2 separate regions of the Homo sapiens genome follow, and region 2 is linked to region 1. A link is a loop called in an ENCODE intact Hi-C map of the cell type or tissue named here. Cell type or tissue: dorsolateral prefrontal cortex. All regions are shown on one strand.

What was found. Peaks named below come from ENCODE experiments on the same cell type or tissue, not always from the same donor. Only the 100,000 strongest peaks of a DNase experiment are listed, where the experiment ranks them.
Region 2: it touches region 1 in a loop (3-fold over the local background); 4 of 110 quality-filtered maps call a loop at or near these places.

What each region holds. Positions count from the first base shown.
Region 1 is chr9:19,661,618-19,669,617 of GRCh38, forward strand. The region is part of intron 2 of SLC24A2 (solute carrier family 24 member 2); the gene reads right to left. Among named protein-coding and RNA genes, the nearest start is that of SLC24A2, 120 kb to the right of the region's middle. RefSeq lists an enhancer at 3,677-3,946. In dorsolateral prefrontal cortex, no CTCF peak of the experiment used is centred here; no DNase peak of the experiment used is centred here; H3K27ac peaks cover 7,584 bases.
Region 2 is chr9:19,721,829-19,729,828 of GRCh38, forward strand. All of the region lies in intron 2 of SLC24A2 (solute carrier family 24 member 2), which reads right to left. Among named protein-coding and RNA genes, the nearest start is that of SLC24A2, 63 kb to the right of the region's middle. In dorsolateral prefrontal cortex, no CTCF peak of the experiment used is centred here; no DNase peak of the experiment used is centred here; H3K27ac peaks cover 4,899 bases.

The DNA.
Region 1 (8,000 bases):
AAGAAGTCATTGGGTTAAGGAAGTCCAAATAAAGGGTGTGACAGGAATAATCAATCCTCTGAGTTTTTTCAAAACTTTAATCATGGTTGGGATTTTGGTTTTCTCAAAGGCAGCCCTTGACAAAAAACCATCAAAAATGACAGATTAGGGATCCCTCTGTTGTAATTTTCCATCGTTGCTGCCAATAATGGGCAAGTCTGTCTACTGACCCTCAGGAAGCCTATCAACCTATGTGAGTGTAGATTCCTGAAAATATGTTGTTTTATCAAAACACATCCGAGAGCTTTTCACCTGCTCCATCCAGACCACCTAAATAGACATTGCACATTCCACCATATTCTCTTTCTTCTGGCAAATCCTTCACCTTTATGTGCACCTGAGCCTTACTCATTCTTTACAGTAGTGTTCAAGCTCCATGTCCTTCTCTGCTATTCCTGGCCAAGATCTTTTGATCTCTAGACAACTGCTGTCCAACAGAAATAAAATGTGAACTGCACATGTCATTGTGAAAATTCTAGTAACCACATTATAAAAGTAACAAGAAACAGGTAAAAATAATTTTAAAGACATATTTAACATAATCGAATATAGCCACATTATTATTGTTTCAACATGTAATCAATAGAAGAATTAGTAATGAGATATGAGATATTTACTTTTTTCAGCATCAGCTTTCTGAAAACCAGAGTGTGTGTTAATACAACACATTTCAATTCAGACTAGACACATTTCAAGGGCTGAGTAGCCATGTGTATTGGATAGCGCAACACTGGACCGCATGTTCTGAGGAGGACAGGGTAGTTCCTGGCACACAAGTGGACTCAAATACTTGTTGCTTTCAGCTCTTACTCCTACTTACATTTATCTCTGTTCTGTCAGTTTGAAATGATCACCATGCCCGGTGTTAGTTACCCTCCAAGGCACGCACACATCTCCTCAACTAATTTACAAGCCCTTGGACAGAGACGAAGGAGTGTGCTTTAATTTTCCGCAGAGTACACTGAGATGCTTGTAGTCCCTAAACCTGGAGTTCCATTGCAGGCCTCCTCATCTTGGTGCATGTTGTTACCTGTGCCTGGAATGTTCTTTCCCCTTCTCTTTTGAAAAGTAACACCTGTTTTCAAAAAGCACCCTGTCCCCTACCACCTCTCAATTTGATTTAATGCCCATTTTCTGAATATCTTTTATCAAAATTTATGTTATATACTCACAATTGCTCCTTGGTTTCATTCACTGCCCCATGAGCTGTTTTGTGTGTGCACGTGTGTGTATGTGTTATGTGTATATTCCATGTCTAACTGGTTTTAGATCACTAATACCAAATACTGTCCCTATAAAATGAATGCAGGAATGCTACATAGCATATGCTAAACAAAACGTCAGTTGATCTTTATAACTGTGAAAGAAAATAGGTTTCTGAGCTAAGATACGCTCTGCATTTATCACCTGCAAAATAGGTAAATGGCTAACTGCCCAACATACTGGCTCATTTCCTGGAATAGGAAAGGGAAAGACAGAACTTTAATTCTCCTGACACCCTGCAAGTGAGGGGCTGCTACCCACATTTTACAGATTAGGAAAAAGAGGCTCAGAGAGGTCAGGAGACTTGCTCAAGGCTGCACAGCTAGTGAGTGCCATGAGAGGAATAAGAGTCCATGTCTGTGTGTCCCTGAAGCTGATCTTTGTGCTGAGGTCCCAGTTCCCACAAAGTTCTAGAGCAGAAGCCTTCCGATCGCTTCAAATAAACCCTAGCTCAGGGGTAGTCTCTATACAGATCATGGGAGAGAGCACAATGCATAGCCACAGGTCTTTTCTGTTGCAGTCCCCCCACCAGCAGAGCCTGCCCCCTTCCGCAATCTGTCAACTGTGAACGGTAGTGACAGAAGATGCCTCCTGACTTGTCAACAGAATAGGCTCCTGGGGACCTGGGAATGGATCAGAACAGCAGTAAAGGCCCTGGGTCCACGTCCTGCAGGGGGTCAGGCTGTCAGAGAGCAGGGGTCAACTCCAGCTTTTGAGTGTGAGAAACTGCTTTACTGTGCCCTCCTGTTTCTGCAATGATGCTTTCTCCCTCATTAAGTGCGTCTGCCACTCTCTGTAATGGAGTCTGCCCAAACATTGCCTAATAGCACTGATTAAACTAAGCATGCATATGCCTGGCACCATGGTTGCTGCTATCACAGGAATCCCAGGGCTGCTGAGACCAACTGCAAGACACTGAAGCTGCTAGTAACAAGCCTGATGGCAGCAGGGCACCAGGGTGCAGATCTGAATTTGCAAAGAGGAATTGATTTCCCTTCCAATATCCTGTCTCTCCTTCTAATAAGCAGGTGGATGGACGAAAGCAAAAGAGATGGCAAAGCTGCTCTTAGCTGCACCTGCCATCCTGAGCACTGTGGTGCCTCGCCTTGAAATGGTCATGACCGTGTAGGGAACATGGATGGGTTTCCTCAATCAGTTTCTCTGCCAGCTTAGTCTGAAGTCACATCACGCATAGATTAACACCCTTGGATAAACCTAAAATCTGAGTTTGGATTTTGGTTTGTTTTGTGATAGTCTGTATATCCTGCTATAAAGACACTCAGCATGTAGGAGTCAGAATCAAAACATAAATTAGGAAGATTATTTTTCTTTGTTTCACAACGGCTTTGATGCAGGGTTTCTTTAAATGGTAAGTTTCATTGGTGCATTTAGAATAGAAGTTAGCTTACAAATAAATTTTTAAAGAAAAAAGTCTGGCTGTAAAGCAGCTGCCATTTACAGCATGGTATCTGTGAGGCAGGCGCTGTGAGGAACACATGACACACATGAAGTCTGATGTTCACAGTAACCCTGAAAATTGGATATTAGCATTCCTGTTGTATAAATGAGAAATCCAAGGTTTGAAAGTGCAAAGTTATCAGGCAAATCTGGTGAAGCAGGTTGAATTGTGTCTCCCCAAAAGATATGTTGAAGTCCTAATCCACAGTACCTGTGAATATGACCTTATTTGGCACAGAGTCTTTGAAGATGTAATGAAGTTGAGATGAGGTCATACTGGATCTGGGTGGGCCTAAATCCAATGACTGGTGTCCTTATAAGGAGAGTGAGAAGAGAGATTTGACACAGAGGACAGACACACAGAGATGAAGGCCATATGATGATAGAGGCAGAGACTGGGGGTGATACAGCTGCAAGCCAAGGAATGCCACGGATTGCCAGCAACTCCCAGAAGCTAGGAAGAGGCAAGGAAGGGTCCCTAGAGCCTTCAGAGTGAGCATGGCTCTGCCAATACCTTGATGTCAGACTTCTAGCCTACAGGACTATGACAGAATAAATTTCTGTGGTTCTAAACTGCCCGTTTGTGGTAGTTTGTTTCGGCAGCCCTAGAAAACAAATACGCCTTGTAACACCAGGTTTGCTGATTCTAAGGATACCTCCTCTTCCTCATAGAATTTCAAGGCTGCCTGCTGTGTGGCTGTTGATACTGCAGGCCCTCACTCTTACCAGTAAGATCCGCCTGCTCTTGAGGAAAGCCGGTGAGAAGCAGTAGACAGGGGAATGACACCATCTATCTGAGGTGAGTTTTGCAAGGCATGGCCCTGGATAAAGGGGAATGCATGGGAGATTGTTTAGAAGTGTTGTTATTGTCCAAGGAAAAAGTAGGCGGTTTACGCTCACTGGTGGCAGTGGAGATGAGAAGAAACTGATGACTTTGAGAGGTGCTGAGAAGGCAGAACTGAAGACTGCTAGCACTTCAGATGTGGGGGCGAGGGTGAGGGGCTGGCAGCTGGGATGCTCAGGTTTCTGGCCTGGGTAACTGGGTGGGTGTTTATGCCATCGTGAGAAAGGAAGTTTATCATGATTGATCTAAACCTAATAGACTTCAATTGAAATGCATTGGTGGTAGAATTCTCTATGGAAACAGGCTTTAGAATCAGGCAAAAGTAGATATGTATTGCCTGTAATGCAACACACTAGCTAAGAGACGTCGGGTGAATCATTTAACCCCACAGGTTTCAGTTTCCTTATTTGTTGTTGTTGTTTGAGACAGGGTTTCGCTCTGTCACCCAGGCTGGAGTACAGTGGCATGATCATGGCTCACTGCAGCCTGACCTCCTGAGCTCAAGTGATCTGCCCACCTCAGCCCTCAAGTAGCTGGTACGCGCCACCATGCCTGGTTAATTTGTGTGTGTGTGTATGTGTATGTACATAGTGCATTCACATATATATATATGTAGACACAGGGTTTTTCCATGTTGCCCAGACTCCATGTGGTCCTGAACTCCTTGGCTGAAGCACCTCACCCACCTCGGCCTTCCAAAGTGCTGGGATTACAGGGGTATGCCACTGCACCCGGCCCGTGTTCTCATTCATTAAAAGTGAAGGTAATGATATGAGTTAGTATATGTAAAGAGCATATGGTATGCAAATAATCAGAGGTTAGCTTTTATAAAATATTTTATAAGTAATATGATGCTCTCCTTTGGAGCATTTCAATGATACATCTTACTCATTTTTATTATTGGCCAGGCACAGTGGCTCACATCTGTAATCCCAGCACTTTGAGAGGCCAAGGCAAGAGGATCGCTTGAGCCCAGGAGTTGAGATCAGCGTGGGCAACATGGGGAGACCTCATCTCCACAAAAAAATACAAAAATTAGCCAGGCATGGTGGCATGCACTTGTAGTCCCAGCTACTCAAGAGGCTGAGGTGGAAGGATCACCTGAGCCTGGGAGGTTGAGGCTGCAGTGAGTTGTGATTGCACCACTGCACTCCAGCCTGGGAAACAAAGTGAGACACTGTTTTAAAAAAATCATTATTTTAAAATAAAGTAGAGAGGATCTTGTTTTTATTTCCTCAATTGAATGTGGGAGAAGTGTAGGGAAACTGTGGAATATAGACACTAAGGATCGGTGCAAGCTCCCTTTAATATCTCAAGAAAATAAAAATAATTTTCTAGTTCTGTCTGTTTGTGCAACTATAAGGTATTTTTAGTGCAGAGTTTAGAAAGCCCAGCAGTGTAGAGAGTATATATTTCTTTATTTCCAATAACTCATGGGAACAGCATGTACTGGTAACAAAATAGCACTTTCTCTTGACTAGCAGCTTTTTTTTCCCCTGTCTAAAGGGCTACTAAAACCATTATGTTTTTTTCAATGCAGGACATCTTGTCCTTTCCCTGAGGTTATAGTACTTGGTGCCTTTCATGATTTCAGATGGTAAACTGCTTCCTAAGTGGGACTCTGTTCTTTGTCTAAGACATTTTATCTTTTCTAAAGCACAGTGTTCCCACCATGACAAGTGCTATTTATGTGTACATTATCAGAGCTACACAAACAATAATTCTTACTTTTCTTGAAATATTTAAAACAAAACACTCAGTACAAATTAATAAAGATCAGGTACTTTTAATATTTGTATAACTGGGATCTGTTCTTTCAGCTAAGATACTCATAAATCTAGATGCCATTATTAAAAAGAAGTAACTCGATTTTCTGGACATTTAAAAACACAACCTCAATGATTTATCACATAAAAAGAGAAAATAAAACCTTGAGTTAAGGATCATAACGAAAGAAAGAAGTTGCTAAAATCATGACAGAGAGCTTGCCAAAGCCATGCCTTCTGCAACCTGGTTATTTCCCCTTGTATTTTCTTCAGGTGTCTCAAAATAAAAAGTATTCGAAACTGAATGCACTGTGATTTATCCTTTCTACCTTCCCACCCAGGTCCATCCTTTCTCCCACATTTCCTATCTTGGTTAATGATTCCATTGCCCAACCAGAGGCCTGATATTGTCCCGAACACTTTCATTCTTATTGCCCAGGTCTGACTGGTCATTGCATCCTGGTAGTTCTACCTCCCAATTACTGCTTCAGCTCCTTCCTTCTTTCCACCCCTATGTTTGCTCCCTGGACCAAGTGTTCTTGAACTTCCATCATAGCCCCTTAGAGGTCTTCTAGCCTCTAGTCTTGGAGCTCTCCCATTCATTCTCTACTTCAGTCCATGGGAGCTTTCTAAATTGCCCCATTCTTCCCCAGTGAAGCACTGGCCCCAAGACCTATAGACTGGAGGGTCAGCTCCCTGGAATGGCATGAGAAGCCCATCAGAATGATCTCTTCCTCCTGTGAAGCCTTATATTTAAGTACTCCTTGCCCCAGCCTGCACTTGGTATTCCAGCTGTTCCATGCTGTCTGCAGCCTATCAACAATACCGTGCTGCTCCTCTCTGCCTGGAAATGTTTTTCTCTGTCTTGTCACCCTATAAAATTATTCTTAAACCCGCTGCTAGTTCTGATAGTTCTTCCTCTAGCAAGACTTCTGGGACTTTTCCTTCTCATCCACTGCCATCTCAGCAGCCCTTTTGTATCTTGACCTTCTTTCTATTCCTGTACATTTCTTACTGTATTTTTAATGTTTTAATTCCCACATCTATCTCCTTGGCCACATTGGAAGCTCCTTGGATGTGGAGGCTCTTTCTAAGTCATTGTTGCCTCCTCAGGCCCTAGTGTGGACACACCAGATACCCAACAACTTTTGAAGTAAATTATGATCTCAGTTGTTCATTGCCAACAGTCTGTTACTCCTTATCTTCCACTACTCTACATCCCCCAATATATTTTATTTTGCGATCCCACCAGGCTCTTCTTATCTTTGTCTTATAGATGAGAACACTGAGGCTCAGAGCATGGAAGTCATTCCCAATATCACACTGCTAGTAAGCAACAGAGTCAGGATTCAACCCCAGAGCTGGGTGAAATTGCACAGCCCAGATGCTCCAGTGCTCCTCCCTGCTGCCTTCACAGAATATAAGCAGTAGATTGGGACCAATTTCCTCAAATCGCAAAACATTTCCGTACCTGCATGCCTATGCTCAATCTTTGTTCTCCTCTACCTGTAGAATTCCTACTTCCCCTTTAAGTTCTAGTTCAAATGCTGTTGACTGTTTGAAATACACATTTTTCTTTTTTGAGACAGGGTCTCCCTCTGCAGTGGCGCCATCCATCATTGCTCACTGCAGCCCTCAAATTCCCAGGCTCAAAGTATCCGCCTGCCTCCGACATTTTCTGTTTCTGTCAGCTTGAAATAATAGTTTCCTCTCCTGTGCATCCTACGATATCTTCACACACAGATACACAACCCTGAACCTTCTCTTTCATGGCCTCCACCATATTCTAGCTCATATGATAGTTATTCCTGCAAGAATTTCTTCTTTGTTAAACTGAAGTGCCTTTGGTGCAGAGATCAGGTCTTTTTCATTTTTCTGTGACCATAGCCCCTAATATAGTGTTATGTATATAAAAGTACATAGTACTATTCAGTACATAGTACTGAATGAATAAGTGAATGAGTGCTATATTTCATCAGCCTGTCTCTGTTGGAGAACAGAAGGTTTTATAAATATTCTTGCTCCCTCGGCACTTGGCCTGGTAATTTGAAGATAAGATCTGATCAGGTATTTGGCTAAATTGTATTTATATCTTATACGGTATAGTTATTCTTCATAGCTTGAAAGAAGAAGAGAATAAGAGGGAAAAGCATATGTAATTTGGGTCTTCAGGTCTGAGTCCTTGAACTCCAAAACCAGGAGAAGAAAAAGAGAAAGAGAGGCTCACCCTTGCTCTGGAGACTGTTCTCAACCAGGAGTGGAACACAGCTCCCTTGTGGTGCAGGAGGAAATGTGTGAGTGGGTTGGGTGGGGAGTGGTGGTGGGTTATGGGGAGAAGTGCTGGCATTCACATAAGTGGTCAGAACCCAGCAATACTAACGGCCCTAAAATGCACTGGGTAGTCTCACAAAACACAGAACCGTGCTGTCCAAAATGTCAACAATGCAGATATTAGCTTTTTAAAATTGCTACCACAATAAATAACCACAAACTTAGAGACTTAAACTACACAAACTTATTACTTTAAACTCCTGTAGGTCAGAATCTTACATGGATCTCACTGAGCTAAAAGCAAAGTCTCTGCAGGGCTGATACTTGCCTTCAGGCTCTGGGGGAAAATCCATTTCCTT
Region 2 (8,000 bases), 60 kb after region 1:
TGTTTGTGTATTGATAGAGAAAACGTTGTCATTATTCTTCACATAACTGAAAAGTCACTAAATTAGTGAGGTTCATTGCTTTTTTTCAGATAAATAGACCTCATATTTTCAAACTCTCTTTGTCTGTCTTTTACTCTCCATCTTCTAATATAAGGTTATTTTGCATAATACTTTTCCAAATTCCTCATACCCCATTGGTTAGGCAATCCCTCCTGAGAGGGGAAAGCATCCTAGAGACTACCTGTCAGATGCTATTATAGTTTTCGTACATGTTACTTCCATGGTCATGCTCAAATCCAAATGGAAATTACAGAGAAGAGTATTTAAGTAGTTCTATGTATAGTAGGAAGTGGGTGCTAATAGATTTCCTTAGGTGAAAAAACCTGGATTTCAGAATGCTGAAACAGAGGAAATCAGATACCATCTTCAAGAGTGTTCTTTTGGAAAGTTTATGGGATTATCAATTCTCTTGAAGTAATAAAAATATAACTCTTCATAGCTGTTAATTGAGCTGAACTGAGAATGCTAGGTTCAACATATATTTTGGTATCACTTTAAAATAAAAATATTATGACTTTCTATATAATAACAAATAAAAATCCTGTCTCCTTTGGCACTATTACATCTTTGACAGAAAAGCTGAAAATAGTTGATTAATATTTGGTTTGTAATTCTGATGGTATACCTAAAAAGTGCAGGATAAGTCAAGATAATCTTTAAAGGAATCATGGGGTATTTATCGAAAAGAACCAGTTAATAATGTTACAAGATGCCCATTAGGCACAGGCATGTGAATTAGGTTCTCTGGGAAGTTAAGAAATAGGATATTAAAAAAAAAAAACCACGATATTCAATCCCTATCTTCAAGGTACTAACTTTTAACTTGAAGAGCCTATGCAACGGAAATTCCAGTGTCAGCATCATATGACAAAACAAAAAAGAAGATGACCCCCAAACAATCTTAGCACATATGTATTGTTGACTTTGGCTGGGAAGGACAGGCAGAAGGAGAAATGTCAAAGAGTTTCTAGAGCATTTGGAGGTGCTAGACCCAGGTGAAGCTCGTATGGAAAGACAGATTTTGACTGATGTTGTGAAAGGCTATTTTCTTGTCCTAATAGAATCTGGAAGGTCACCTCTGAAAGTAATGAAATTCTTTCTGCACTGCAATAAGATTGTTCAATTTTTAATTCAAGGAAAATCCCAAAGCAAACAGCACATAAAATATTGGGGCTTGGGGGTGGTAGTGATAAAATTATCATCAACATTTAAAGACCTGTCAATCTAAGCATGCACATGGATCCATTTTAAAATAAATTATATTGTTTTTCAATGACAGATGCCATTTTTATCATGCACATTCCTGCAATTTAATTTACAATAAATCTCCAAATAGCTTAAGGCAATTATTTTAGGTAGTGCTTTATCTAGCAGTCATGTCATTTGCTTTCTTATTCTATTTTTGTTGCACAGATGTGAAGGAGTTTTAATGTATTTCATATTTCTGCTAACAATAAAGAAAAATAAGATGCACCAAAAAAGAATGAGCCCACAGGACATCTGGTACTCTCACCTCATTTAAAAAAAATATTTAATACAGGTGTTTGTATTCCAACCATTCTATCATATTCCATTTAATTTACAGTCAAGGTTCCCCACCAAACCGTCTTAAGCCATAAGCTGTGTCTTTCATCGTCTCATAATGACTTTAACATAGACTCTGTGAAATAAGCAATTTTTGCCATATGACTTTAGGATCGAGTATAACACTAGAAGGGACTCCAAGAAATATCGGGGCTATTACCTTGTGTCCCAGTATAGTTGAATCAGATATGGACATGTCATTTACTGTCTTATTCATAGAATTCTTCTTGAAATCTAATTTCAGGAGAATTTCTAGTAATAATTAATAATAGAAGTCCAGGGCCAGAAGCAAAGAGAGAAAAAAAATTATAGCAAAATTTGCAACTCAAAAAGTTTTTTTCTACATCATACTTCAGGACAGTAGTTAACAAAAAAAGCTTAATTGGACAAACATTTTTTGAGAGTCTACTAGATACTGAGTGCTGTATAAGGTATGTCTCTGTTGATGTGAGCATTTTGCCATACTATTTTTTATTAAAATTTACATTTGTTGGAATGCATTTAACTATTTATATGCCTTTAATTTATAACCTAACTCATGATATAATCTGATTTGTGCTACACTCATAATAATGTCAACACCATTATAATTTTTGCCATAATCTCATAATTTAATTTCCTATATAGTGATATCAATACTGACACATTTGTTCCACCTGGGACAGAATGTTAATGCTTTTGGAGAAGAATTTAAGAGCAAGTCCTTCTGGAAGACTTCTTTTTTGGATAATTCAGAACTACAAAGTTTGGTGGATACAGAATCATGATTAATCTCACACTTGGTTAAGTGCATAGCTGATGTTGCTCAATCAGACTTAATAAGGAATGCTAGGAAGAGAATGATGCTTCTACACAGCAGCATGTGATAACAGCTGTTTTCCAAACATGACACAATAAGAGCAAGTCATTATCTTTGAGAAAGGTGATGCCTTCAAAGATTAAAATTCAATAAATATTTGAAAGACAACTTTGCACAATTTTGATTTGTAAAAGATGAACTGGGGAAATGTCTAAACAACTTGACATGCCTTTTGCCTTTTTTGGAGTGTGGGTAGAGGTTGGGAGGAGACCCTGCTAAAAGCTAACATTATTAATACAAGGTCTGATATTTTACTTCCTTTTCAGTAAAATAATGCCAAGTGTCTTTATGACATTTGTAAACGGAGAACATTCAGCTTATGCCCAATCTAATTACCTCCAGTTGCTTTTAATTCCAATATACCCACATTATGAAGTTCAGGAAAAATTCATTCTTAGTTTAAAAAGGGAAATAAAAAATATTTAAAGTCTTTCAATTTCTGGTTTATGCACAAATTTTGACATATTTAGAAATTCAAACCTCTTTGAAACCAATAAGGCGTATTTCAAACACAAACACCAGTTAGATTAGATACCATTAAAGGGAGACTAATAAGCAAACTACAGTTAAATCCAAAATCCTACACAACCTCAAGCGCCAGTCAAATCTCACCTCTTCCTTGTAGCCTCCCCAACACTCCTTGCCAGAGGAGCTCACGTGCTTCAAAACCTTTCCAGCGCTGGTCTGCACCATCCAAAACCTCTGTCTTATACTGTAGTTATATTTATTCAGTACTGTACATGCCAGTGGGGTAATTTTGTACCCCTAGAGGCATTTTTCAATGTCTTGGGACATATTTGATTGTCCCAACTGGAGAGTGCGTGTGCTACCAGCATCTAGAAGGTGGAGACCAGAGATACCGCTAAAGATCCACAGTGCTCAGGTAATTCCCCCCACAACAAAGAAATGGTGCTCGGGCTGAGAAACCCTGATTATATCCTGCACACTGTACATCTGGTAAGTGGTTAATTTTATATTGCACGTTATAATTACATATAACTCAATCAGTTGTTTTCTCAGTAGCTAAAAGAGTGAATGCCAATCCAAATGTGCCTCCTCCAGAATAAGTAAGTAGTTTAGGTAAGAATTTGGCTCAACATTTTATTTTTATTCTATCTTGGCTTAGGATGACATGCATACAAACTCTGTTGAATGTTTTGATAAAAACTTTCAGAGTTGGAGGTAAACTGTCTTCATAATAAGCTATTTTCCTAGGGCTTCGTTATATACAGCACAGCATTTTTTTACAGCATTTTATTTTATGTGCACATTTATTTTTGCCACTTTTTAAAGGAAATATGTGCAAGAATATAATGAGACGGTATATGAATAAAGATTGCAGCATTAAAAATACATATAAAGGCCACCATGACTGCAATTTTTCATGAGTGAGAATTTGGTGAGAATAGTTTACATGCTCTCCTCAATGTTTCTAAAGACACAACACTGAATGGAAGTAATATGGACCCACAGATCAGCACTCAATGTAGCATATCTTAGAACAGCTTTTTCCTTACTCCCAGGATACACAGCTGCTGCCCATATTCCCCTCTGGGGTACAGTTATGTCAGACTTGAAAGAAAAACCCAATTCCTGCTCTGCCCTGGTCCTTTTATATCCAGACGTATAGAGCATTGGGGAAAAAAAGTATGCTTTCAGTATACAGGCTTCTTATTAACAAGGAATATTTATAAACACTGTGACCTCCTGATTCCTGAAGCAAACTCAGCTCTAGCGAGGCCACATCCTCACTGAAGAATGAAAGCGGAGTCAAGGCCTATGAGCCCTGATCAAGATTTCTGCCTGCAGCTTTATAGTTCCTCAAAAACCAGTCTCCCTGGAGTCACCTCTTTGCGCACAAACATTTCACACAGAACATTGCGTAGGATTATACTTTCTCTCAATAGGTAGTCTTCTTGCTGCAGTAATAACATTCTAATTGCCTGGAAAGGAATATAACTTCAAGAGTATATGCAACCAAAAGGTAAAAGTAAAAGACAAAATCAGGTTCTATAAACTCTAGTTCTATATTTTCGTGTGTGCGAATGTGTATAAGCTTGTGTTATTCTCATTTATGTTGATTTTGTTTGTTCATCTTGTTTTATTTTAATAAGAAAGCAAATAAAATTGCAGTGTGGTTCCAAAGAGCAATCAGAAAGCACAGCACTCCCTGCACAACAGGAAAAGGAACAGAAGAGAAGGTTGTGATTGGCTCCTGGAGACCTCAGCAACCTTCTCCAAACTGAACAGAGTATAAAATGTGATTTTGCTCTCTTCATAATGATTATCAAATTCCTGTTGGCTAATACAATTATTTGGCACTAAATATCCTCTACTTGTCATGCATATGACTCACTTAAAATCATTACAGGATGGCATTATTCACATATGGTTAACATAGCTAAATTCATTTGCAGTTTACCAACTGTTCTATAGAATATTTTTGCACCCTGTAGAATTGATCTATCCCAAGGCATATTCAACGTGATATACACAGCCTTTCTTTTCTTTTACACCAACGGAGGATTTTAGGCTGGCTTTAAAGTTCTAATGAATGCTCCTGGGTACATTTTGTTTTTTCCTTCATGTCAGAAAGATGGTATTTTATTTATCCCTAGGTAGTACATGTTAGATCATCATACTGTCAGAGACCTCTGTGAAGTCAATCCCAGATTTATTGCTTGTTCCCATTTCCTTCAAGCACCTACAACATTTGGGCTGAAACTTCGTCATGATTAAAGAAGCAAAGATTGTATCACCTTATTTATCAGGAAAGAAAAGAAAGCAGTTCTGTGTCTGTGGGCTCTACCATTCCTAGGTTCTTCCTATCAAGCAAATCTGCTGGCATTTAATGCTATGGCCTCAGTTTAAGTTGACATACATATTAGACATTTTTATGTGGATAAAACCAAAGAAGAGGGGGATCTGTATACAGTGATATTTTGATCATCACCCATGAAACAAAAAAAGAATATTTTAGATATAATCCAAATTTTTGAAAAGTGGCCTTAAATAACTTACATCACATTAAGCCGGTGATCATTTTGCATTAGAGTTTTAATTCTCCCCACTATCTTCCCTAACTCATTTTTCCCCATAGCATTTTGCACTCTCCTACACACTACATCATTTAGTTATTTATTTTGTACTGTCTTCCCTCCCCTACAAGAAGGGAAGCTCCAAGCAGGCAGGGATTTTGGCCAGTTTTGTTCCCTGCAGGAGCTCAGACACTTAGAACAATGACTAGCATGTGGCAGACACTCGTACCTGTTTGTTGGATGAATGAATATGACATCTTCCACTCTTTCTCCAATTATTTTTTAGGCATTCAAGTAATTTTGCTATAAATCCTTTTCCAGAAGAAAGAACTTTTTAAAATTAATTTATCTTAAGTGTGGAAAAGAAGACTCTGAAAAAATATCCTATAGTAATTTACCTTACATCCCTCTCAGCAAAGGTCTGATCAGTTTTACATTTATTTAAAAACATGGTTATTTACTTTTGAAAATCAGAAACTACAAATCGAGATCATTTCTATCTCTTTCTCAGAGGGGAAAGGGGCTACTTCCAGTCTTTGTGGTATATCCCTAAAAGTTCATTAAAGTGAAAGAAAGCAGGTTAACCCTGAGGACCTAAACAGCTCTGGGAGGTCAGTGTTATCAGCCCTTTTCAAGTGAAATGGCTGAGGCTCACAGGCTTCCACTGCTTGCCAGGTAAGGAAGTGGGGACTGGGAGTGGGATTAGGTGTGTCGGCTGTGGAGGCCATGACCTTTCTGATCCGTAGTCAGACACATTATCCATGGCACAACTGGCCTTTACCCAAGGCTGTGCCCTTTCTAAGAGCAGCAGTTCCACTCCAGGACCAAGGCGTACAGTTCCTCTATCTCTTGGGTATTTAAGGTTTTCAGAAAGGCAGATGGTCTCACTTGAGTTGCTTCGTATGACTGGCATTTTTAATGAATTAGTGACAGAAAAAAAAAAAAAAACTTGACTCACTCCCAGCTGGATAACTTCACAAATGCCAAGCTGAAAGGAATGATATCTCATAAATTCAGGCAAATGGGCATTAAGGGGACTAAGCTGGCTGTTCTTTTAATATACCGAGTATTAGCATTTTCCAGGGCTTCAGGTCGGTAATGCAGTTTCAGCTCAGGAGACTACACCTTTCATTAAAACTCTTTTATTCTTTCTGCTTTGCTATAATGAAAAAATCTTAACCTGTCACACCTGTAGTGATTATAGAAGGGTCTCAACTCTGGTGGGGAGAGAAGCTCAGAACAGGCATGTATAATTTTCAAAGACCACATAACTGCTTCAAAAAAAATGACAGCTGTCACCAACATTTTACATCCAAAAACAAGTTTAATTGTTCAGACTGGTGTTTTAAAAAGCTCCAGTTATTGGAAGGCTCCTCAATTTTTGTATAGCCAGAGACTCAAATAACTCTAGGCTAGAAGGTTTTATTTACTGATGAGAGAGGGCATATTCAATATCAAAAAATTGTCATTTTTATTTGTTTGCATTGAGGCTGAGACTAAAAAGCCAAGCAGCACACCAAAAGGAGAAAATTTACTGTATGCAAATTAAAAGCTAAAATAATTGCCTGCCATGAAAAGAAAAGTGAAGCACAGGAGCCTGAGGTAGGCCATATTTGACTTACTCATCTTTAGAACAATCTTAATGCCCATCGTTTCACCTTCCACATAGTAAATAGTAAATGTCTGGTGCATGAATAAGAATAAGAGGAACTGAATAGACATTTCTCAAAATAAGATATACTAATGGCCAGCAAATATATGAAAAAATGCTCCACATCACTGATCAGGGAAACGCAGATCAAAACCACAAGGAAGTATCATTTCACCCCAGTTAGGATGGCTATTATCAAAAAGACAAAAAATAACAAATGCTGGTAGTGACTCTTATACACTGTTAGTAGGAATGTTAACCAGTACGGCCGCTATGGAAAATAGTATGGAGGTTCCTCCAAAAACTACAAATAGGACCACTGTATGATCCAGCAATCCCACTATTGGGCATTTATCCAAAAGAAAGGAAAGAAGTGTATTGAAGAGATATCTGCACTCCATATTTATTGCAGCACTATTCACAACAATGAAGATATGCACTAAACCTAGGTGTCCAATAACAGGTGAATGGATAAAGAAAATGTGTTGTACATACAAAATGGAATACTATTCAGCCATAAAAAGAATGGAATCCTGTCATCCACAGCAATGTGGATGGAACTTGAGGATAAGTGAAATAAGCCAGGAGCAGAAAGTTAAACAGCACATGTTCTCACGCATATGTAGAAGCTAAGAAAAAAAGGGGGTGATCTCATAGAAGTAAAAAGAAGAAAAGAGGATACAAGAGGCTGGATAGGGAAGGAGGAAGGGAGGGCTAGAGAGAGATTTATTAAAGGATATAAAATTAGAGCTAGAGACCTGGAATAAGTTCTAGTGCTCTATCTCAACTATAGAATGCCTATAGTTAA